Regions from separate parts of the Mus musculus genome. Here all the other regions are linked to region 3. The links are chromatin loops, found by intact Hi-C in ENCODE. Cell type or tissue: heart. All regions are shown on one strand. Region 1 has its middle 18 kb from the start of Gm31155. Region 2 overlaps Gm14812 (predicted gene 14812). Region 3 has its middle 35 kb from the start of Gm31155.

Region 1 (8,000 bases), 53 kb after region 3:
CACCCACCTCTTTGCTGCTAGGGTATGTGTTTTAATTCCCAATGTTCAGATGAAGAAACCGAGGCTAGAGGATGTGAACTAACCTGAGACGTACTTTCCACTAGCCTAGCTTGCCTCTGGCATCCTGTATGGCTGAAAGGCTCAGGAAAGGATCCAGTGTGCTTTGTTCTTACCTCCTGGTCCATAGAGGGGAGCAGACCTCCTGAACTTCACATAGTCCAGCATGATTTGGACACTGTACCCCTTCAGATGGAGGAAGGAAGACATGTGTCATGTGTCCAAGATCAAGACCTTACAGCAACGGAGAGGCCATATTTGAGCCTATGCAGCAGCCCTGTTTCCAATGTTCCTTCTGGTCTCTCTAGTCTACCCAGGGGTACCTTGGTCCAGCTGGCCCAGCCATGAACACATTTCTTCAAGCTGCAAAATAAGAGGGGTGTAATGAAGAGGAAAGAGTCCAGCAGGGAGAAAATGGGTTGCTTCAGGGCAAGTGGAGTATCAAACAGAGCCCCTGTTATTAGTAATTGTAGCATCATGAGGGGGCCTGGGATGGTGGTGGTGATAATGGTGATCATGATAAAGGTAGAAAATGACAAGGAGGTAGCCCACCCATTGTGGCCTAGCAGGTTCCTCTCTTCACTTCTCATATCAGCCACAGAAAAGATTGTCCAGTGACCCCAGCACTGTATATGCTGCCTAGTATTGTCCTGGGTGCCTAGTGCAGGCGACCTGGTTTCTTGTTCCAGGCCATGGTCCATGCCCTTGGGATGGGTCATTCCTGGAGTATGGGATACTGTTTTGTAACTGCACAGGGACTCCATAAATGTTAGAAATGGCCTTGAACTGACACACACACACACACACACACACACACACACACACATGCCTGGCATAGAGCAGTGGTTGAATGCCATGGTTTCTTTCTTTCCTGGCTAGCCTACCATTCTGGGGTCGAAATTATTTTTTTGTACTTGAATCTGGACCTCATTCCTCTGTGATTTGACCTTGGACCAATCACTTACCAGTCTGTGTCTCAGTCTCATCTAGAGAGTGGGGCAGTGCTAAGATTTATGAAAAATGGAGTCCCTGGGTGTCCCTGAGAAGCAGTGGGACCCAGAGCGGGAGAGTAAAGTCAAATGAGTTGTCTCCCTTGTTCCTCAAGTGTTAAACGTTGTTCTGTTCAACCCTTGTGCCAGGCATTAGGATTTAGAGCAAGCAAAGAGGTTCACACACTCATAGTTGAAGCCTCAGGCATTTTTTTAGCTCTGTGGTGGAGCCCCTGTGGGTGTCTGGGCCAGAACCACCCTGCCTGACTATCTGGGCGATTCCCTGGGGGAGCAGAGGAGGTTGCTGCAGTGTCCCTGAGCCTCTCCTTCCTCCCAGTCTGCTCCTCCTCCCCAAGGCTGTTGAGAGGCTAGGGTGATGGATGGGGCCCTGCCTTCCCCTCACTACTTCTTTGATGAAAAGAAAGAAAAGTCCACCTGAATCTCAAATCAAAAACAGGTGAATTGCCACTCTGGTCTGCAGGAAGGTTGGGGGCTGAGGGGAGAAAGGAGAGGTGATAAATCACACTGTCAGGTGGGGGTTCTACCCTTCAGCTGTGGTAAGGACTTTGGGCTGCCCCAGACCTGCTTTCCTCCTAAGATGGGGGTGTATCAATCACAAAATGTGGGTAGCGGGCAACTGTCCCTAAGCATTGAAGGCTCACAGCAAGTTGCTCCATGGCCAACCCTCCCTCCTCTCCACCAGCCTCCACTGTCGCCTCTACACGTGGGAGGTACAACTCTTCCCTTGTGTTCCAGCATGCTTGAAGTTTGCTAGCACCTTGCCCACTGAGGTAGGAGTGTGTGTGTGTGTGTGTGTGTGTGTGTGTGTGTGTGTGCTCGCACATGCTCATACCTGCACTCACTCAGGCTTGCTCACTTTGTTGTGTGTATCTGGGCAAGTCCCTGGCTCTCTCTGAACTTTGGCTTCTGTCTTTGAACCACAAAGGGGTTCTTTTAGAAGCTAAAAAATGACAGGCAGATAGATAATGGACCTTGCATTTGTATCCTAGGAAGGGTGGCATGGGAGCCCTGGGTGTCCCATACATTGGTATGGCACTTCCTTCTGCCCAAACTTGTGCACTGATACTGTGCAATGATAGACCATGGATCCCTGGACTTGGTAAACAACTATCCCAGAAGACTGTCAGCACACTGAGAGTGTGACCCTAATCCAATCCTGATCTGTTTCTCTTGCAGCAGAGACACAGCAGGGCCTCAATGTCAACAGTACATAGTCTTTGAAAGTGGTGCGGTGTGGGTGGTGGGTGGTTGGGGGCTGTGAGAGCAAAGGGCAAAGCTGAGCAGGGCACTATTTAGATCTCCAGAGACTGACTGATAGGGAGGGGGCGGATTAAGGGATGGGAGAGACCTCAGAGTTCTATCTACTATATAAAGGCTAACTAGACCCCTGGGAGATGATACAGGAAAAATCACAACACGAGGGCCAGGCTGTAGAATAGGCCCCACCCAGGCTTTGGGTTCAAATCTTCCAGTCTCAGGAGAAGCTGTGTCTGCTATGAGAACTGAAGAGTTTCTGATCTAGCCTGATCCACACCCAAATTCCAGCAGCTAGATGCTGCCAGCCTGACTCCCACTGTCTACCTACACAAGCCTGGGGGCTGTAGCACCCTAGACTCGAAGCCAGGAGCGACTTGCAGCCTCCAGGAAGGCTGGACAGGAGCCAGAACCTTCCACGTTGGCTTCTGACTCTTGCAGTTCCAGACCTTCAGAAGAGCAAGGGTAGAAGGAGCAGGAGAGGAAAGGTGGAGAAGAGCGAGCTGGAGAGGATGCAAGGAAGAGGGAAGCACGGGGAACGAAAGCTCGAAGTCCTTAAGGGGGAAATAAAAAGAAGGAGAGAACAGTCCACTGAGCACGGACTTGGGCGAAGACACAGGCAGAGCAGAGAATGGAGGGTGGGGGGTAATACAGAGACACCCCTAAAAGGGACAAGCTGTGGAACAGAGCAGGAAAGAGGGGTCGCCAGAGGGGCAGAGAAAGGACCCCAGCCCAGGGGTCCCCCTCCCTACATTTCTGTGAGCTCCCCAGAGGCGGTGGGGGCAAACTGAAAATGAAACACCTCGTCCCCGGGCCCAGGGATGTGACCCTCAGAGTAAGAGGATTAGGGAGGCTTCCAAGAGGAAATGGGGAGGGTGCCAGGAATGGGGGAGCCGAACATAAACTCCCGCTGCCCCCCCCCCCCAAGCCAGGAGAAAGCTTGCGGACCATCGCACTTGAGCCATGGAGTACCAGTGCCCCCTTGTGGCACAGGGCCGACTGGAAAACTGCTGGTGCGTGGGGGCTGGGGTGGCAGGGGTGGCAGGGGTGGTATGGGTGGTTTGCGTCCCACACAGGACTTTGGACTCCTGGAGTCTGCCGGTGTGAGAGAACATCTGAGATGGACTAGTGACTGTCCAGGACCTCCAAAGCCTGAAAAACATCAATGAAGACTGAACTGTGAGCCTGAGGTTCTCTGTCCCTCCCTCCCTTTCTCTGGAGCACACCAGGCAATCTGCAGGCCACAGGGCAGGCAAAGGCCTGCGCTCCCCTCCACTGTGCCTGCTCCAATGTTAGGTGTACAGCTCCGCTTTTAGTATCCCGGTCTCCCAGTCTCGCAGTCTTGTATCTGGGCCTCTAGGTGCCTCCCACTCAACTCCCAAGAGCTGCTTCCCTTGGTAGCATATGCATGAGTGCTTGCTGGTGCAGGGGTGGGGTGTGCATGTGAGTGTGCTTTGTGCACAGTGGCCTGTCCCAGCGCAGAGTGGAACTGGGAATGTCTTTTGCCTGGGAGAGTCAGGAGCCTTAGGTTTCAATTAGTCTTCATCATTGACTTGCTGTGCAATTTTGAGCATATTCTTACCCATTCTGTAAGTCTACCCCTCCCCATCTAAAGCCGGAAGGGCTGGTTTTAATGGTTTTACCATACCCAAAGACAGAGCTTGATTAAGAAAGGAGTCCCTACGCTCTTCACTGTGATTCCGAGAGGTGATTTGCACAAACCTGAGGACATCCCACCTAACCATGAGCTGGAACCTCCTCCAGTGTGCCCTCATCAGTGTCCCTACTCCACATTTGCCCAGTGAGGCATGTGTGTATGTGGGGTGGGGTGGGGTGGTCTGTACTCAGGCCTGCTCACAACCTGGGATGCCTTCTGTCCAGGAAGGGCTCACTGATGAGAGGGGGTAGTTCTGAGTCTCTCTTGCTCAACTCAGAGTGCAGCACCCGGTCTATTGGGTCTATTGGTGAGCTCCAGTCTGGGAGAGGAGAAATCTGAGCCTGCTGGCGGCTTCCCCAGGAGGGAGTGGAGTGTAGAGGTGAAGAGCAGCAGGAGGATGCACCTGGCTCAGCAGGAGAGAGCCCTGGGAGGGAGCAGGGCAGGGCACCCTAGTCCGAGGATAACCAGGGAGTAGGAGGAGTTGAGGAGCTCTGGTTTCCAAGGAAGTTTGATGCTTGAGCCTGTGGTCCAGGTTTCTGTATCTGCAAAATAAAGGTAAGAGCGCTCCAACGGCAAAGCAATCGGGAACAATAGATGAATTCACAGAGATCAGCAGCTAAGACATTCACTGGCACCTAGTGCGTGCTTTGTTTGTTCGCTTGCTTTTTTGAGACACTGTCTTGTGTCTTGTTCCTCTGCCTTATTTTTTTTTTTTTTTTGCACTGTTCTTTAAATTATCATTGCATATGTGCAGTGGGACATGTGTCATGGTGCACATGTGGAGGTCAGATGACATCTTTGTGGTGTCAGATCTTCCATTTTTCCCCCTCTTTTGGCTTTTTGAGACAGGGTTTCTTTGTGTAGCCCTGGCTGTCCTGGAGGAACAAGCTGACCTCCACTTCAGAGATCCACCTGCCTCTGCCTCCTGACCTGGCTTTCCTTCCACCTTTCTGTGTATTCTGGAGATTGAACTCGGGTCACCAGGCTTATATGTCAAGTACCTTTACCCACTGAGCCACCTTGCTGGCCCTACTTTGCTTTTTTGTTGTTGTTGGTGGTGGTTTTTTTGTTTGTTTGTTTTTTGTTTTGTTTTGTTTTGTTTTTTTGTTTTTTTGTTTTTTGTTTTTTTTTTTTTTTGAGACAGGGTTTCTCTGTGTAGCCCTGGCTGTCCTGAAACTCACTTTGTAGACCAGGCTGGCCTCGAACTCAGAAATTCGCCTGCCTCTGCCTCCTGAGTGCTGGGATTAAAGGCGTGCACCTCCACTCCCGGCTCCCACTTTACTTTTTAAGACAGGGTCTCTTACTGAACCCAGAACTTGACAATTGGCTGGCTAGTGAACTCCAGAACCTGTTCCCATGCCTCCTTAGCACTGAGTTACAGATGTATCTCAAACCATACTCAGACCTTCTGTTGCTAATTTTTCATCTCCAGCTTTTGGCTGGGTGCTAGGGATCTAAACTCATATCCTCATGCTTGAAGAGCAAGGACTTTGCCCGCTGAGCCTTATTCCCAAGCACCCTGATCTTGATCATCTACTCCAACTGTGTCTATTTCCTGGGTGCTGGGATTAGAAGTCACTGCAGGCATATGCCAGTGTGTCTGATTTATGCCTTGCTGGGAACTGAACTCTAGTCTTCCTGCTTGACAGGTAAGTATACTACTAACTAAGCTGTGTATCTCCAGACCTTCTTTTGCTGTTTTGTTTTTTGTTTTTCCTGGAAACCCTTTCTTGGAACATACTAGTCAGAGGAATTCTGTAACGTTCTAGCTGGCAGGACTTTATAGATGATGGCTGCGAGCACTGGTTCTCAACCTTCATAATGCTGGGACCCTTTCATACAGTTCCTCATGCTGCTGTGAGCCCTAACCATAAGATTATTTTCAATGCTACTTCATAACTGTCATTTTGCTACTGTTATGAATCATAATGTAATGTGTGTATTTTCTGATTGTCTTTTTTGTTTATTTATTTGTTTGTTTGTTTTTTGAGACAGGGTTTCTCTGTGTGTACTGGAACTCACTCTGTAGGCCTCTTAAGTGCTGGGATTAAAGGCATGCGCCACGACGCCTGGCTTTCCTGATGGTCTTAGGTGTCCCCTGTGAAAGGGTCATAGATCACACACACACAAAGGGGCTGTGGCCCACAGGTTAAGAAACACTGGGTTAGAAGATTTGAACAAGTTCAAATTCTATTCCTCACACTGTGGTACCCACTGTGAATGCAAGTATAATGAAGCCCAGAGAGGGGGAGACACTGACTTAAGGTTACACAGCAGACTGTGGCTCAGCTGAGGGTTCTTTACTGCCAGGCCCAACCCTCTGTCTCCTTTTCCCCCTTCCCCAGCTGGGTATCCTCTGGAACCTTTGCATGCAGCTGTGGTCCTAAATTTCAATTGGGTCTTGGCCAGCGTCCCAGTGGCTGGGCCAAAGCTCCAAGACAGGCTAGGAGCCCTTCCTTTGATTTGGTGGAGGTTCTGGTTTGATCCTTCATTTCATGTCCATCGGAGTCAGAGTTTTTCCAGCTGGATTAACCTTTGAGGTCACTTGGTCACCCAGGCTCCCTGCCCATCTGCTGTCTGCAATCACTAGCTTCTCCTTATGCCCTCCATCACGGTGCCCTAGATTGTGCAGATATTTGGCCCTAAATAACCTAGCCGTCTCTGGCCTTTTCCTCATTTTTCCTGGCAGCTGCTGTTCCTGCAAATCCACATTGATGGGACAACCGGGGAGACAAAGTCATCAGTCCCGCTCTGCTCAGTGGCCAGCTGGCTTTTCCAACGCACAGTCCACCCCATCATCACAGCGGCAGTCCCATCATGGTGCCAGGGCTTCCTCTTTTCTGTTTCTGTTTACGATGGCCAAGTGCAAGCCTTGTCTAGGGCAGGGTATGTTTTCAAACTCTTCGGCCACTATCACTGGGGCCTAGAGTTCCTAGAGAAGCCCCCCTCAGCATTCCAGGGATGGTGTTCCCCTGCTGCAGCCTAGCTTGGGCTGGGATACTCCCCAGAGCCTGAGCTAGACCTGTTTGCAATGATTCACGCCTCCACACTCCCACCTCGCCCCTGGGAGCCAGCTCTGCACTCTTAATAGATCTTACGGTTAAGAAGTTTTTTCCTGCTACTCAGCGTTAGTGCTTAAAGTGCAGTTACACTCTGAAAATTGACCATAAAATGACACCATGGGGTCCACATTTATCCTCCAGCCACAATTTCAGACCAGCTTGGTTCAGTTTTCACTTTGAAAAATGGCTTTGGGGGGCTTCAAACTCCACCCAAGTCCTAAATCTGCTTCAGTGCTTCCTCTCAGTGCAGCCTCCTGCCCCCAGGCTGGGGGAGAAGCAGGCCCTGGGACTGCTGAGGTGCCTAGCAAGGTACAGCTGTGCTCAGAAGGTTCCTGCCATGGCTGGGTGGTTCTGGGGGCACTGGGAGAGGGACAGAGCCTTTGGATTCACCTGGATGGATGGAGGGCACTCTTCGATGGTTTGGCCAGATGTCTAAGACTAAGGTCTGGGATCACATTCCATCCTAACACCACCCCCCAGCCCGCAGTGTTGCTGTCACCCCTGTTACAGGAATGAGGACGACCATGGTGAATGGGAAAGTGAATGTGGGGTGGGAATGTACCAATGAATAGAGGTTACCTGAGGAGGACCCTCCTTATAACCCCAACCCCGTCCTGTTTGTCCTGTTTACTCTAATGAGCCCGGTTATTTGGCTCCCAAGCCCACAGCAAATTAGAAGCAGTAAATCAGTGGGTGGGGTGGGGGCAGTGGGGCTGCTGGAAGCAGGCACACTAAAAGTGTCAAGATGTGAGAGCTGACAGCCTGACAGCAGGGAGTAGGCAGTGAAGTAGGAAAACAGAAAACAATTCAGGCCAGGTACAAGCGTGCAAGGAAGGCAGACAAGCCAAGGCCTCATGATGCAGGAGACTGCCAGGGTGAGGTGCCAGTGGTGGGTGGGGCACAGTAATGAGCAAATCCTTAAGAAGAATAGGCTAACAAGGTGGAATGTGTTTCCTAAAC
Region 2 (8,000 bases), 120 kb before region 3:
AGAAAGGGGCTGCTTGTGGGCAGGGGTGATGATTCAGCAGTTAAGAGTACTAGCTGCTCTCCAGAGGACCAGGGTAGAAGTCCCAGCAACCACTTGGCAGTTCAGAATCATCTGTAACTCCAGTACCAGAGGATACAATACCCTCTTCTGACCTCTGTGGGCACCAGACACATATACAGGTAAAACACCCATGTGAGGATCCAGGGAAGGCTTCAAAGAGAAAGAACTGGGAAACAGGAGGGTGCCAGGGCAGAAATGAGCATGTGGGAAAGTGAGGGGGAGAACCAAAGCTGGGGAGACAAAGACCACACTATCAAGAACTGTAGGCCAAAGCAAAGAGCTTGAGGGCCATGTTTGGTTGTGTTATATAGTGTTTGCCCATGTTATCAATGCTGGCCTGGGACTAAAGATCCTCCTGCTTCTGTCTCCTGATGCTGGGGTCCAGGCATGCACTACCCTACTTAGCTAAGAGTTTGCGGTTCAAGGGATGACTGTGTTAAGAGCTTAGGATCTACATGTATTAAGAAGCCATTAAAAGGGCTGGAGACATAGTTCAATGGTCAAGAGCACTTGTTGTTCTTCCAGAGGACCTGGATTTGGTTCCTAGAACCCACGTGGTAGCTCACAATCATCTGTGACTCCAGCTCCAGGAGACATGGTACCTTCTTTACCAGGCATGCATGTGGTGCACAGATATACATGCAAACAAAACACCCACACATGTAAAAATCTATTTAAAACACAAATTTAAAAGAATTTCAAGTTAGCTTAAGCTACATAGTGAGTTCCAAGTCAGACTTAGAAATATAGTATAAGACCCTTTCTCAAGGAAAAATGTTCTACACAGAACAAGTCTGAAATGTTATTTTAGAAAGATCATTCTGGTGGCTCTGAAGAATGGAGAAGCCAAGGGTAGATGGAGGGATGTATTGTACAGGTTTTAATAAGAGGTGCTGGTAGCCTGGGCTTGGCTGATGGGCACAAAGTAGAATCAAGCAGAAAATTAGATGCTTTATCCCAGACTCTTTTAGAGCTAGCAGGCTTTTGGTGATAACCACTGAGTGAGGGCCTCATCTCTGTTTAGATGCTATTTCAAATGTACCCTTGCTTCAAAATCTTTTAATTCGTCCCACCAAATGAAATATTAGACACAAAAAAACTTGGGAGTTTGTGAGGGCAGATTAAGATTGAAGATACAGAAGCTGGAGAGATGGCTCAGAGGTTAAGAGCACTGGCTGCTTTTCCAGAGGGCCCAGGTTCAATTCCAGCACCCACATGGCAGCTCACAATCATCTGTTACTCCAGTTCCAGGGGAACTGATACCCTCAGACATGCAAGCAAAACACCAAGGAACATTAAAAAAAATCAAAAAAATAAATCATCAAAAAATTTTTAAAGAAAGAAGATACAAATTTAGTGAGTTGTTAAAATACATGTGCTATTTAAACCCACGAGACTCAACAACAACAAGAAGAATCTACTAAGAAAATGTAGGTAGGAGGATGAGAACACCAGAGACTGAGTCCTGACATCCAGAGGAGGAGTCTCTGAAGAACCAGTGAAATGAGGGCACAGCCAGCAATGGGAGAGAACGTGCTCAACTGGGCTGTCTTAAGAGAGAACCAGAAAGGTCAGCCCAATCGCTGAGCTTGGCAATGTGCGCTTTCTGGTGACTTGTTTGTTTGTCTGTTTGTTTGTCTTCTGAGACAAGGGCCTGGAATGTGCTGTGTAGACCAGGATGATCATGAATTCACAGAGATCCTCCTGTCTCTGTGTCTGGCTCCCAAGCACTAAGACTAAAGGTGTGAACCAGCCCACGGCCAGCTTCTGGTGACCTTTGACAAGGGTATCTTTAGTGACCGGGGAATTCACTGGGATAGCGGGTGGTGAGAAAGGCTATGAGAAAGTGGAGGCCTTGAGCCCAGCAGTGTCTTGAGAGGTTTCTACTATGAGGGAAAACAGAGATAAGAGGAAGGAGTAATGAAGCCAGTGGACCAGTAGTCTACATGAAAACAGAACACTCTCAGAGTAAGAGGTCCTACAGGGAAGAATATGTCAAACGGCGAGGTCATTATGATCAAGATTTTGAAGCTTACACATAGTTATGGAAAGGTCAAGAGCATATAGCCATAGGGAATGGAAGAAGGAGGTAGAGTGGAGGACCCAGAGTCTTGACTGCTAAAGCCAGGAGGGCATCTCTGTTATACAAAACTTGCAAAGAGCAGTGGCAAAATTAAGGTATAGGAGGAGAAAAAATGATCAATCCAGCTGCTGACAGTTCTAAGGCTTGGAGGACACTGACAAGGGGGTCAACAGATAACAGCCTCCGGGAGAGGGTGGCGGTGAGGCATTCATGAGCGTATCTATCGTTTCAAGAGGAAAAAAGACAAATGGTCCAGAAGCAGCCATGAAAAACAATAAGGATACTGTCCCCATTTCCTTGCACAGTGGAATGCGGACTGTGGAAGGAAAATAGAGCCCCCAAAATATCACAAGACAGTTGTGCCCTTGAGCCATGTGAATGAAGAAAATGGTCAAAAGACACTAAGAATATGGAGAAGGGCTGAAGGGATGGCTCTGTAAGTCAAGAGCACTGGCCGCTCTCCCAGAAGGCACAGTTTTGATCCCCAGCACCCACACAGAGGTTCACAATTATCTGTAACTCCAGTTCCAGGGCATCCAACTCCTTCTTCCGGCTTCTCCAGGTACCAGCCACACACGTGGTGCACAGATATAGATACAGGCATAACACTCATACACATAAAAGAAAAATAAATAAATCTTCTTTTAAACAAGAAGATGGGGAAATGACAGTTGCTGACAGTATACTGTGAGTAGCAGACAGCAGGGCAGAGGGTTCCCAAAGTGGAAGGGGGGTAGGGAGAGAGGGAGGGAGGGAGGGAATGAGAGGGGGTGGGGAGAAAGGGAGAGAGGGAGAGAGAGAGGGGGAGGGAGGGAGAGAGAAGGAAAATGAATATTGGAACTAGAATTGGAAGCAGTGAAAACATAGAAGCCCAGGCTTCTGTGGAGATCTAGGCGCATGAATGTGAATCCCAATGGAGTGAACAGAGTTGCTTCCGGAAAGCTTCCTCATCGTATTGTGTTAGTTCTGCAGAGGATGAATGTCTGATCCCTGCTTATGCCTGCTGATTGTTCTGGAGAGGCCACGGTGAGCCTGTAGGCCCTCGTCTGACCTGCAGGGGGCGGTGTCTTTGCTGAGGGAAAAAGATGGAATCTGAAAATATCCCAGACTAGGCACCTTATGGCTTTATAACCTCAGATACACACTTGTATGCACACTAAGACTGCACATACATCTATGCACTGTGAACATGTAAGCAACATCTTATATATGTATACATATAGAGAAACAAACACATGCAATATGCACACTTTTGCATATATCCCCTTAACACCATGCACACAAGCCCAACTACACCTGCCTATATTGCTTCATTCAATAATGTACTCATACACATATGCACATGTATGCGGGTGCACACACACACATAGAGCGAGGGGGGGAGCAGGCAACCCAAAATGGGTTCTCTTAAGTCTTGCCAAGTCTCAGACAGCAGAAAATCAAGCTGAAGTTGAACAATCCAACTCAGAAAAGGGGGGGAGATGCAGGGCGTGAGAATGAGGTGTGTGTTGGGGGAGTCAGGCAAGGAGGAGCAAAGGAGCCAAGTGCTGAGTTAAAAAAAAAAAACTAGACCATTTGAAAAAGGGAAAGCCTTCAGACAGAGCAGGAATGCAGGCTGTAATTAGAATCGCTTCAACCGTCTCTAGATTCAGGGAGGATAGGCAAACTGGTTGCACATGCGGCATGGTGATCCCTAGCCTAGATAATGTTGGCAAAGCATGTGTGTGTGTGTGTGTGTGTGTGTGTGTGTGTGTGTGTGTGTGTGTGTGTGTGTGTGGTATGTATACATGTGAGCATGCAAGAGCTGTGGAAAATGCACTTGACCACATGGCACTGAGCCCTAGAGAATCCAAGATGAGTGCCCCCACCCTTGCATCTGCCCGCCCCTTCGGGGGAGGGAGGACCTCTCAGCTGACCCACAGCAGCCACCCCAGACACATGTAAAGGCTAGCAGATGCAGGGCTTGCCCAAGGCCCTGAACCGGCCAAGCCAGGCTAAGGGAACACAAGTAGTGAAGGTACTAGATTACAAGAAGACAGTGTCACAGGTCAGTCACTGACAGGCTGCCTGACTAAAAGCCACATCTCTCCTTTCCCTGGGCCTCTGTAGTCTGAAGGGAGAGTTTGGGGTCCTTCCAAACTGGCCCTGAATATTCATCTGGGACTGCTGGTTATGAGCGGCTGGAATGAAGCAAAAGAAGGAGATGGTGGGGTGCCTGTGAGATGAGGGCTAGCCTATCACCATGTTATGAGCGTCATGGAGTGTGCAGGTCCTGGAGGGGCGGTCCAGGCAGCCACAAGCCTAATCCCTTTGGCCCTCCCCTTCGCTTCTTCTCACCTTTCTTCTCTAGGCTTTCTGAGAGGGCCTGGGGCCAGCTGCTATCATCACTAAATATAGGCCAGCCAGCTTGGGATGTGAAGAAGTCCCTCTTACTTGCAGGGTTGGTTCCAAAGGCCTGGCAGGTGGCAGTTGGTGGATATGGCCCCTCCAAGCCTGACAGATCAGATTCTCCAGTCCAAGCCCCAGTCGCAGCCCAAAGCTCCAGTTTCCCATGAACTGTCTCCTTTGTTCCCCAGTGTCCTGGGGGCTTGGTTCATAAAGTGAGTAGTTTGGATCCTGGTACACTGAGAACAATAATGATGATGATGATAATGGTAATTGTTATTATAGCCAATACTTACTGAGCCTTTACTGTATGCCACACAGCTCTCTGCTCAGAGCTTTGCAGGTGCCAACGCATCCCTCCCCATGAATACCTTTTGAGGTAGGTTCTATTAGTCCCACTTTACAGGCAAACAAACTGAGGCTCAGACAGCCTAGTCAAATTACGCAAACCACTTAATTACTCAGCGAGCGAGTCCGGAATGGCGATGGTGTTGATCCTTTGAACCTCAGATTTCTTTAGAGTGAGAAAAATTCTGAGAACAGTAATAGTCTTAGGCACGATGAATTCATCTTCAGCACACTGGCCTTCCCTCAGTTCCTCAGAACAATGACTTTATAGGAGCAGTCCTGGGGAAGGAGATGGCTCAGAGAACCCCCCAGCCCAAAAGATAGAGTTAATTCATGTTGGTTCTTGGGAGCTGTGTGTCCCTGAGCAACCACCGTGCCCTTTCTCAGCTTCCTGGGTCTCCTGGACTATACTAATGACAAGAGGGCTAGAGGAGACTGCATTTACGGCCCTCTTGAGTTCCTTTGTCCCCTCTCCAGTGGCTTAGCTGACACTGCTTCAAGTTCAGGCTCGGCTTTCCACGTGACACCAGAGCCAGGCAACCCGGGGGCCTCTGTGCTTTCTGAGGGCCTAAGAAAACCTTCCAGTCCCAAGAAAAAGAACATTTATTGGCTCTAAAATATGAAAAGAAAACAGCAGAATTGGAATTAATAAATGTTCCATTATATGTCTACAAAACATAATATAATATCAGCCTCGTTAATTGTTAAATTTAGTATTCCTAAAAATTTCATTACATTTGAAAACAATTTGTTGCTTAGATTTCCTCACTTTGCAAGAATTCCCAAGTATGCCCGATGATTACAAAGAAATCATAGCCAAGTGGGAACGAAACGACTTACTCATAGGCAAATAATTTTGAAAGCGGAATTATAAAAATCCTTTGAAATATTTTATAGCAAAAATTACATTTAATATGGGATGTGGGTGCATTTTCACATATCTGACATGCTGTGGGGTAAAGTCTCTCAAAGGGAGAATGCCTAGGGCTGAGGAGAGGGCCACGCCCTGAGTGGCAGGCAGAGCCTGGGTCACTGAGTAAGGGAACAAGGGCACCTCTGTGAGCTGCCTTGCTTGTTGGGGAAGGGGGGAGCAGCCATGGGCCATGTCAGGAGCCCACTCCTTGGGTTGTTCCCCTCATCTCCTAAAAACAAACAAACAAACAAAACACAAAACAAAACAAAAATTTAAAAAAACAAAAACAAAAACAAAACAAAACAAAAAACGCCCTGGCCACATGCATGTAGGCGCTGGCAGAATGGCTCTTGTAGAACAGCTCTTTCATGTGCTGCCCTCGGCTCTTATCAAAGGCCCTTTCAAGAAACAGGCATGCCTGTGTGCCTTTCATAATCAGGAAGAGAAATAAACATTATCTGACGAGAGGCAAACAGCCACGTGTAAACGGTGTCTGTTGGATTGTCAAGCCACTGTCCAGGATATTGTCCACTGAGACGCTTAGTGCCCTGGGGCAAGGGCCCACCGAGGTATTTCTCTCCCAATTTAACACCAGCATAAACTTGAAGTCTCTGGAGGACCTGTCAGTTTCTTCCTTTTTGACACCAAAAGCAGCAGGAGGCTCTACTTCTGGGTTTGAAATGGGAGGCCGCTTAGCTTCAGGCAAGTACACAAGTGGGGTGGGCAGGGGGAGGGTGGCGCAGCGATGGGATGACACAGACCACCACTTACTTTGATGTGACCTGGGCCAGGTCCCTTTCTCCTGAGCTGCATCTACAGTAAGAGTTGTAAAACCACAAGGTTAGTATGAGGATGCATTAGGCTAATGGATGTCAAGTGGCAAGAACAGGCCGTGGCATGGTGAAGAACACAGGCTGAGAGTGAATTTGCTCTCCCTCACCAAGATCTGATGGCACAGACCTATTATTCCAAGATGCCTACCCATTCAGCAGGCTCTCTCATCCTGTCTCTTTGCTTCACAAGTCAACAACAGAACTAGGTTAAGACTCTTTGTTGTTGAAAGCCCATGAACTCAGAGGTAGCAATAGAGGCTCCACTCTGTCCCCTAGCTTTTCAGTGGTCCAGTGCAGAAAGAGAGGAAGGATATGGTCCCACCAAGAGCCCTCTGTCATGCTTATGGCTGTAGCCAATATAGGAATGAAGGAGTCCAAGCATGAGGCTGGTGGCATTATGCCAGCTCATCAGTGACAGACCATAGAGGGTGATGCATCATCTGCAGCTGGCCCACTCGCTCTTCAAATCAAACTCCTTGCTACCAGCTCGGGAGGAGCTTTACTTGCCCTTTGAATACCATCTCTCTTCTGTTCCCATTATCTCTCCCTCGGCATTCCTATTTCCTTCTCTATTTCACTACACACCACTATCCCCCCACCTCTTCTGTGCTCCTGTTTGTGCCTCTGTTCTTAGCTGATTGCACCAGAGTTTCTGAGTTTTCATGCCTGTGTGTCCTAAGCCACCTCAAAGATGGAGTCCGTGTAGTTTCATCTCGGCATCTCAGTGCCCTACATAGGACTTGCCAAAGGCATACCTATGGACTGGAACAGAGCTCACCAGAGAATACAGAGAGAGAAATAAGGGAGGTCTAGCCTCTACTCCTTCTAATTCTGGTCATAGAGACTCAATGAAATTGGACTGCAATCCTTGATCATTTTTAGCTATGTGACCCTAAGCAAGTCATTTCCCATTCCTATGAATTCCATTTATTTTTGGTTTGGTTTGGTTTGGTTGGCCAAGGATCTCAGTAACTTTGCTGTGCCCTGAAGAGGCTATGGTGGGAATCAAATATGGAGAAGACTGAGAAAGTACTTTAGATACTATCAGTCCCTCAGCAGTGTTTGAGGGCCCCTACCATTGCCAGTCCTGAGAATTCCTTTAAGTTCATTGCAGGCTCATTGCAAACTTGCAACTACACCAACTGCACCCACCAATGTTCTCCCTGTCTCCCAACCTACTCTGTTGCAAAGGAAACAACATTCACACTGATCACATAAGGACTTGAATAGTTACTGTGTAGCATAGCATCCAAAGGATTCTCTGAGCTCTTATATCCTTCTATGCCCTGTTTCATTCATCTGCCCACGCATCTTGGATTCCATGTGATGGCTAATATCCTTAGCAATGAGTTTTTACATACATACATCATACATAGTA
Region 3 (8,000 bases):
AGAGACCAGCCCCCATTCCAAGTTTGCTGCAGGCAAGTTAAGACAGACAGAATCCAGTGCGCTCAGACCCACTGAGATGGGAGTGACTAACAGAAATGTTAGCTGCCTGGATTGTTCTGTGCTCTCTCCAGAAGGTAGCCAGTTCTAAAAGTGCCCCCAGGGTAGGCCTTTCTGCCATCTTGATCCTGTGCACCTTGTCCCCTGAGTACCTGGGAACAAGGTCCTAAGGTCTTGTCAGAGACGAGTCAGTCTGTTTTACAGCTGCTTTCCCATCCTCCCTGTACCTTGAGTTCTGGCCAGTTTCCATCCTCCACTGTGTGAAACTTGAATGACTAAAACACTGGTTCTCAACCTGTGGGTAGTGACCCTTTGGAATCAAATGACCCTTTCACAGGGGTCACCTAAGACTGTTGGAAAACACACACACATATATTTACATTACGACTCCTGAAAGTAGCAAAATGATGGTTATGAGGTAGCAAGGAAAATAGATTCATGGTTGGGAATCACCACAATGTGAGGAACTGTGTTACAGGGTCACAGCATTCAGGAAGTTGGGAACCACTAAGTTCCCTAGGACATGACCTCCACTGGCATTGGTGATGGGGGCTAGACAGAGATGGATACAACACTCACTCGTAACCAGCAGCCCTGTCTGGAATGTTTCTGGTGCTTCATCCACGTTGCTTTGGAAGTGATGACCCTCTCTCAGAGGTACAATGATTCTAATCTGAAGTTCTGTTTCTCTCTTCTTGAGGAGAGAGAGAGAGAGGGAGGGGGGAGGGAGAGGGAGAGAGGGAGAGAGGGAGAGAGGGAGAGAGAGAGGGAGAGAGAGAGAGAGAGAGAAAGAGAGAGGGGGGAGAGAGAGAGAGAACATAGACATAGAAAGAGCTTACTCCTTCAGGAAGACTTTGGAAGGGTGATCAAAGGACAGAATTGGGTGGTCTAGTGACCTTAAGGGTGACACAGCTGCTGGGAAGAAGAGTTCAGGACAGGCCTTTTTGGTCAGGCTGAACTATTATGCAAGGGGACAGCTGTCTCCAGGAAGAGTGAGACCTGAGACCTCTGTGCTCAGAGACATGGAAATGGAGGCTGTGTATGGGCAACCATGAGAGGCAATGTAAGAGAGCCAGTGACAGAGGATGGCGCCTCCTGCCTTCGTTGTCCCTTTTGTGGGTATGTATGTCTTTGTGGCAATTAATACAGACCCGAGGGATATTTGTCTTCTTGTCAACTCTCCTCACTGAAATATTTGTGCAAGTACTTAAAGCTAGAAACAAAACAAAAGGCTCGCGAGCAAGTCCAGGTTATAGTAAGAGGAGGGGAAAGAGAGGAAGAACGAGAAGAGGACCTCCAAAATGAGAAACGTATAAGAAACAGTCACAAGCAGAAAAGGAGGCACATATGCAGGGGCTGGGGGCACAGAGAAAGGGAAGATAGAGAAGGTTTCAGGGGCATCCAGGCCAGGAAGGAAGCTAGCAACAGAGACCACCCCCCAACTCCATTTGCTTCTGTCCTTGTCCCAGCAGTTGGGAGGCTTTGGGGATAGGAGTGGGGTTTTTTCTCTAGCTAATCATGGCCGTACAAGATGGGGGTAGTGGCGGCCCACTGTTCCTTCAGAGGCTAGGGAGGTGCCGGGGGCCAAAGAGGCTTGGGGGGGGGGGCAGGTAGTGACAGGAGTGAGGGTGGATGCGCTGCATGGGTGGGGGTGGAGGGAAGACCCATTGCTCTTCCTGAAAAGAAGGTAGAAGAGGCGTGGGGCCCACTGAGTGGGTGAGGGTGAAGTGCTCCTCAGGAGTGCGACAGGCAGGCAGCTTGTGAGCTGAGAGAGGGGCAGCTGCTGCCATCCTCAGATGGGGAACACATCCTCCCGAGCAAAAGAGAGAATCCTGCTGTGGTGCTTTAAATAGCCACGTGTTCTGACAAGGCTTATTCACACCTTCACATCAGACTCTTGTGCAGAGTTTTTTCCACATCTACGCAGTAATCTCCATGGTTCTGCAACTATATACTTATGCATTTATGCCTTCCACGGCTATGTACAGCCACATCCATATCTATAACTGTGTCTATGCCACTGCAGTTGTCGCTGTGCCTATATGATCTATATGAGACTGTCTCTGGCCATTGCTCTCTACCCAGTTAGGAGCAGCTTGGCATCCTAGGGGTCAGAGCCTCTGCTTTTTCAGATGTTTGGCTCCAAAGCCATAGTGTGGTTTCATGGGAGTTGTGCAGAACCTGCCTTCCCACTTTTCATTTCCCACAGATGAGTTACCCTTGCACGGCAGAAGCAACTGCTTTATCCTGCATCTGTGGTGATGAGGAAGACAAGAAAGCATGAAGAATACTAAGCTGGGAGTAGAGTGGGAAGAAAAGGAGCCCGGGATAGGAGAGCAATTAAGTAGTTGTAAACTTTAATTATGGGTGGCCCGGCACTGTCACCGACCTGCTGTGTGACCTAGGACAAAATCTTGCCTTTCTGGGCTTTGGTGTCCCCACCCATGCCATCGTTAAAGTCCTCCCAGAACTGATTCCTTCACAAGCTGACAGCTGCCAAACCTTTCAGATCCTGGCATCTTACCACTGGAGAGCTTTGAGAATAACAACCCAGTGTAGTCAGAGGGATAAGTGTCCATGCGGTGGTTCTGAACATGCACGCTGACCCTAATGATGGGCAGATGACATCTATCTGCTCCTTCGATGCCCCTTAGAGAAAGTGGGAGTGGTAATAATACTATAGGTATTGTACATACCTCATGCATTACTCTGTGCAGCATCTGGGTGGATGACCTGCTGCCCGTTACTAGCCACAAGTTACCATACCCACTGATTCCATGTTTTGCAAGAGATAGGTCAAGTGTCAGCATCATCAGAGGATGAAGGAACAAGAAGTAAAACATCCTCTCACATACCACTTGTTTTCTCTTCTAATGTTCCTTGGAACTTTTTGAGATAGTTTTTCTATTCCAGGTTGAACTGGAATTCCCTCTACAGGCAATCAAACAGTCCAGCTGCCTCAGAGGAGTTTCTTAGTGCACAGAGAGTTGGGAGTGGATGCTACTGTTTGGTTGGGTCCCTTCTCTGGGCTTCTGGCTGTGTCTACCAAAGACCCTACTTTAGGGCTGTCCTCCCCCCTGCTGATTAGGACATAGGTCCCTTGGCACACAACCCCTTCGTAAGACTTCCTTTCAAGGATTCTCTCCGACTCCAGGCCCAAGGTCCACAGGATGTCCCATTCCCCAGGGAGCCAGTGGAGCCTCCCATAGGGCTTGTAGGCTAAGCTTTTAAGCCAGATTTTTCTCTCAGACACACAGAGCCAACAAGCAGAGTTCAGGGCTCAAAGGTGGCAGCTATAGCCTCAGCTTTCGCAGAGCTAGCCTCAGCTTTTGCCTGGCTAGCGTTACCAGCCTGTGCTACCACAACTCTCTTACTACCGAGCACTTCTGACTTAGGCAGGCCCTCGGTGTTGTTTCCAAGTTTGTTTTGTCATGCTGAGAAAGGAACCCAGGGCCTCAAGTATGCTAAACAAGGGCCCTATCATCAACCACATTCCAAAATCCCAGAACTGTTTCAGATCCCCAGGAGCCTATGTGGCAGGTGCTCTCATTTCAATTGGATTTACACTCCAAAGCTAAGGCGAGAGGGAACCCAATAACACATTATCTCAAGGCACTTGCCGTGGCCTCCTTAATTCTGGGTTTGCGTTGATCCCCAGGCAGCCTTCAGGTCCCCTACAGATCTCTTCTGTGTCTCCAGGTCACCTAGTCTATACCCTCAGGCTCAAAGCCCAGGCCTCTTCTACTTTACGTCCCTCCCTCCCGCTCCCTGCCCCAAAGACAACCGAAGAGGCAGTCCCTTCCCCCTTCCTTATTGTTGACAGCTCCAGTGCCTTCCGAGTCAGCCTCTCCCGGAGGCTGATCCCGACTGGCCAACGGGTGTCTCTGCCTGCCCTTCTCCACCCCGGCTCCCACGTGGAGCCTCCTAGGCTTAGGCTGTCCCATTCACACAGAGCCTTCCCCCATTGTCCAGGCCTGTCACTCAAGCCTAGCATTAGCATTTCTAAAGCCATCTCTTAGACACCACTAAGGCCTAGTCGAAAAAGAAGATCACTTTGAAACACTCGCTTTGGAAAAAGAGCTTGCTAGACAGGAAAGCTTAGCTTTAGATTCAGTGTTCCAGGACTCAGTGTGTTCACTGTTGAAATGGGGAGAACCTCTCTTTTCCTCTCTAGACTTAGAACGCCAGAGCTTCCTAAATTCAGAGCAGTGAGGTAGAGTGGTACCTGGGGCCCCAGTAAAACTACTTGTAACTTCCCGGGGGTTTCTTGAGCTCTGTTATTCTGGATCCTCCATTCTCCACCCACATGCCAAAGAAGGCATGGAGTTTTGTCAAAACTGGTTTTCCCTGCCCTAACCCAAGCGGCCTTTGTTAGGGCCCTGGCAGGATGGGGCATGAATGGGGTGACTTCTTTGCCCTGGCATCTGCAACCCGCCTAACCAACTTGGGTGGAGAGACAGCGCCACCCAGTGGTAGCCTGGGCAGTAAGCCAATCTTTTCTGGGCTGGGTCCTTACAGACCTGGCTTCTGGGTGCTCCGCGGAGTTACCTCACCAGAGAAAACCTTTCAAAACTTGAGGAATTTTACTGGTATTGGTTTAGCTATGTCAGAACCAAAGCTAAGGAGAAACTCAGCTTAGCTCAGCTCAGCTCAGCTCAGTTCAGCTTTTGCCTTCATCCCTTGTGCCTCTCCCATCACACAGCTAGCTCCTTATCCCACTCACAAGGTTCTTGCTTCCACGGCAGGTTCTGTTGTTGCTAACTAGGCCTTTTCCGTCCTCTGCATCACTTTCCTTCATCTGTGAAAATGGTGGGCAGGATACTCCTTGGTAACCTTCTGTCCTTCCTGATGGGCTGGGGAAATAGGAAGTAGGGGGTTTTGTGGGCTGGAAGGAAGGAGGGTGTATGTTTGTGGTATAAGGCACTTCTCCAAGGCTACCACCACCACGGCGCCGGTCCTGTGCTGCCAGGCATTAACAAAGGCTGAGTCAGGACAGGAAAAACAGTTCTGAGACAACCCCATGTCTCCCGTGCCTGGAGACTCACAATCTGCTGAGCAGCCTGGTTGACCAGCAGAGAACTGGTGCTGCCCCTCCACACACCTTCTTTCTTTGCTTCAAAGCTCAATTTACATGTCCTTTCTGCCTCCTGCCTTCCCCACTTGCTTGTTTCACTGTAAGATGCAAGCCACCTGCTTCAAGACTGATAGAAAGAAAAAGGTGGCCATGGCGATCCCAGGCTCCAATTAAAGTCATCCCCACCCCATTCCACTCTGCAGCAAGGGAAATTTCTGTAGCAGGAAGCAACAGGAACCCATGAGGGGAGGGGGAAACTAGCTGTCAGCCCCAGCCATCTGAAGCACTCAGCAGATTTCCCTCCCTGGGGGCCTCCCTCTCAACAGACATCCCCCTGGGTCTCCTGGCATGTTTCTCTGGGGTCTTGCCTCTGTGCTAGAGAGGGGCAAGGGACTCCAGGCTCCCTTGCTTTGGGTGAGAAGAGGCATTTGTGCCTAGAAATGTTTTTTTTTTCTGTCTAGAGTTCACATAAGAGTCCAGAAATATGGAGCTAATGGATACAACCGAGGAGCCTGGAGATGGGGGGTTGAGTGCTTAGTGATGAAGCTGCCTACCCAAGAGCTGAGAACAGCTGGCACCAGAGCTCAGCAGCACCAAGGTCAGGGCTCTGCAGCCCCTTGCTCCGAGTTCCCACAGCTCAGGAGCAATAGTCTGTGTGTGGGGTGCTGTGTTTAAGAGGAGCCCCCATCAGAACAGCTCTCCTCCGCCTGTTATTGTTTGGAATGATATATGAGGCTCTGCCCAGAGAAAGTAGTGTGCAACTAAAAACATGTTGTAGCTTAGTGTACACAAGATCCTGGATTTAATCCCCGGTCCTGGCCAAAAAAAAAAAAAAAAAAAAAAAAAAAAAAAGAAAAAGAAAAAGAAAATAAAAAGGAAAGAAAGAAAGAAAGAAAGAAGAGAAAAAAAAGAAAGAAAAAAGAAAAGAGAAAACCATGGGGCTTTAAAGGCACAGATGTAAGTCATTCCTACATCTTACAAACAGGGAAACTGAGGCCAGAAAAGTAAATTAAGATGCCCAGGCACATGGAATAGGGCTGTATACCCACAATGTCTGAAATAAACACTTATAAGAAGAGCAGGCGGAAGCTGGCTAAGTCAGTAGATGCACTTACTGTCAAGTCTGAGGACTGAGGTCGGATCTTAAGGCCCCACGAGGTGGAGGGAGAAAACTGAACTCCGGGATGTCCTCTGACATCCACCTGCAGACTCCCACCGATATACACATTCATAAATACATACATGAACAGGAAAAAAGGAGATTTTTAAAAAGAGCAATTGAATTCCGTGAAATGTTCAAATAATGTTATAAATCAAATTCTTCTTCAATTTATATATAATCATGCATTCCATAAGACCTGTCACCTTCTTTGGGGGGTGGCAGTAATTTGTGACATGTTTGCAAGCCATCTTCCTGGCTGGTCTGATATTTGCTGTGTGGCCCAGGCTGGCCTGGAAAACATAGCAGTTCTCTTGCTTCAACCTCCCAAGTGCTAGGATCACAACTGTATACCACCACACCTAACAAGATCTTAGCCTGTCTGATAAGATGTCACCTAAGCAACATTAAAGAAATTTGCTGAAATGTTGGGTGTGATCTAAAAACATAATAAACTCGAGTATAAGCAAAGGGTTTGTTGAAATGGACTAAACTGCTTTCACCTGTTGTTCAAGCCAGGGTGCATGCATCACAGTGGTGATGGCGGTGGTGGTGGGAGTGGTTGGTGGTAGGTGTTGGCTGCTGCTGTTGCTACTGCTATCATTGCTGTGAATGTCTGGGTTATTTTCCATCATGGGTTTCACATTGGCTTCACTAATGTTTGATATGAAGTGGAAATAGGAAAAGCCTTCTGCTGCTTTGAGGTTGAGATATGCAAGATGCAGTTATAAACACAAAGGAGTATTCCCACTTTAACAGACTCCTCATTGTCCCCAAACTCCTGGCAGGTGCTGGGGAACTTTGGCCTTCCCTTAGCTCTCCTGGAACTGGCTTGTATCACAGAGCAACATTCAGATACACTGGAGCATGGATTCCTGCTTTTCCTCATGAATTTTGCCTCTAGGAATGCTTTTATCCAGGGCTGCTTTCTCTCTCTCATCATGGGCAGGCTATCAGAAAGATAATCTTGCCAAGCCATGGTAGAACATACATGTCATCTTAATACTTAGGCTGCTGAGACAGGAGACTCACCATGGGTCTAAAACCAGCTAGGAAATTCCAAGTCAGCCTGAGCTACATAATGAAAGCCCATCTCTAAAGCCAAATAAACAGAATAAGCAGAACCTAACGGCCTAAGCAGCTTGGGTAAGGTACAATGACAGAAACAAGCCACCAACAGAACAGTGTGATTCAAAGGCAAACAGAAGGAATCAGTGGGCTAGGCACAGGTTGGCATTATCCCTGTTCCTTTTTAACCTGCTCTCCGTCATACCTTCCTGTGCCCTTAGCAGGCTGACTAGGTGGCTGTCTGATACTAACTTCACTCAATGTGGCTCTAGCAAGCCCCTTTGCTTTCGGAGCCTCAGTTTCTTTATCTGTGAGAAGGAGGACTAATGAAGTCACAATAGCAATCAGCCCCGGAATGGGGAAAAGCATTTAGTGATCACCTAGCAGATAAGATTCTAGTGCTTGGAATGTATGAAACACTCCAACAATTCAAGAATAAAAAGATGATTCAACCTTTCAAAATGAGCAAGAATAATTTGGAGAAATAAGTTCTTTCTGAAGAAGCAGTTTAAATTTCCATTAACAGGGAAAGTTGTTCATCTTCATAGTCATTAAGGAAATGCAATTCAAAACTACAGTAAGGGAACAGTAAGGGACCAGTAAGATGAATTTGTGGGGGAAAGCTGTGGCATTGTCTGTCAT

What was found. Peaks named below come from ENCODE experiments on the same cell type or tissue, not always from the same donor. Only the 100,000 strongest peaks of a DNase experiment are listed, where the experiment ranks them.
Region 1: it touches region 3 in a loop (7-fold over the local background); 7 of 42 quality-filtered maps call a loop at or near these places.
Region 2: it touches region 3 in a loop (13-fold over the local background); 6 of 42 quality-filtered maps call a loop at or near these places.

Annotation. Positions count from the first base shown.
Region 1 is chrX:99,571,661-99,579,660 of GRCm38, forward strand. No RefSeq gene overlaps it. Among named protein-coding and RNA genes, the nearest start is that of Gm31155, 18 kb to the left of the region's middle. In heart, a CTCF peak has its summit at 3,302 (motif pointing left); no DNase peak of the experiment used is centred here; H3K4me3 peaks cover 494 bases; H3K27ac peaks cover 288 bases; H3K27me3 peaks cover 5,327 bases.
Region 2 is chrX:99,399,869-99,407,868 of GRCm38, forward strand. Gm14812 (predicted gene 14812) reads right to left here. Exons shown (of 7, transcript NR_033544.2): 7 at 5,463-6,602. Among named protein-coding and RNA genes, the nearest start is that of Gm14812, 40 kb to the right of the region's middle. In heart, a CTCF peak has its summit at 3,197 (motif pointing right); no DNase peak of the experiment used is centred here; H3K27ac peaks cover 381 bases; H3K27me3 peaks cover 2,715 bases.
Region 3 is chrX:99,518,510-99,526,509 of GRCm38, forward strand. No RefSeq gene overlaps it. Among named protein-coding and RNA genes, the nearest start is that of Gm31155, 35 kb to the right of the region's middle. In heart, a CTCF peak has its summit at 4,536 (motif pointing left); no DNase peak of the experiment used is centred here; H3K27me3 peaks cover 5,240 bases.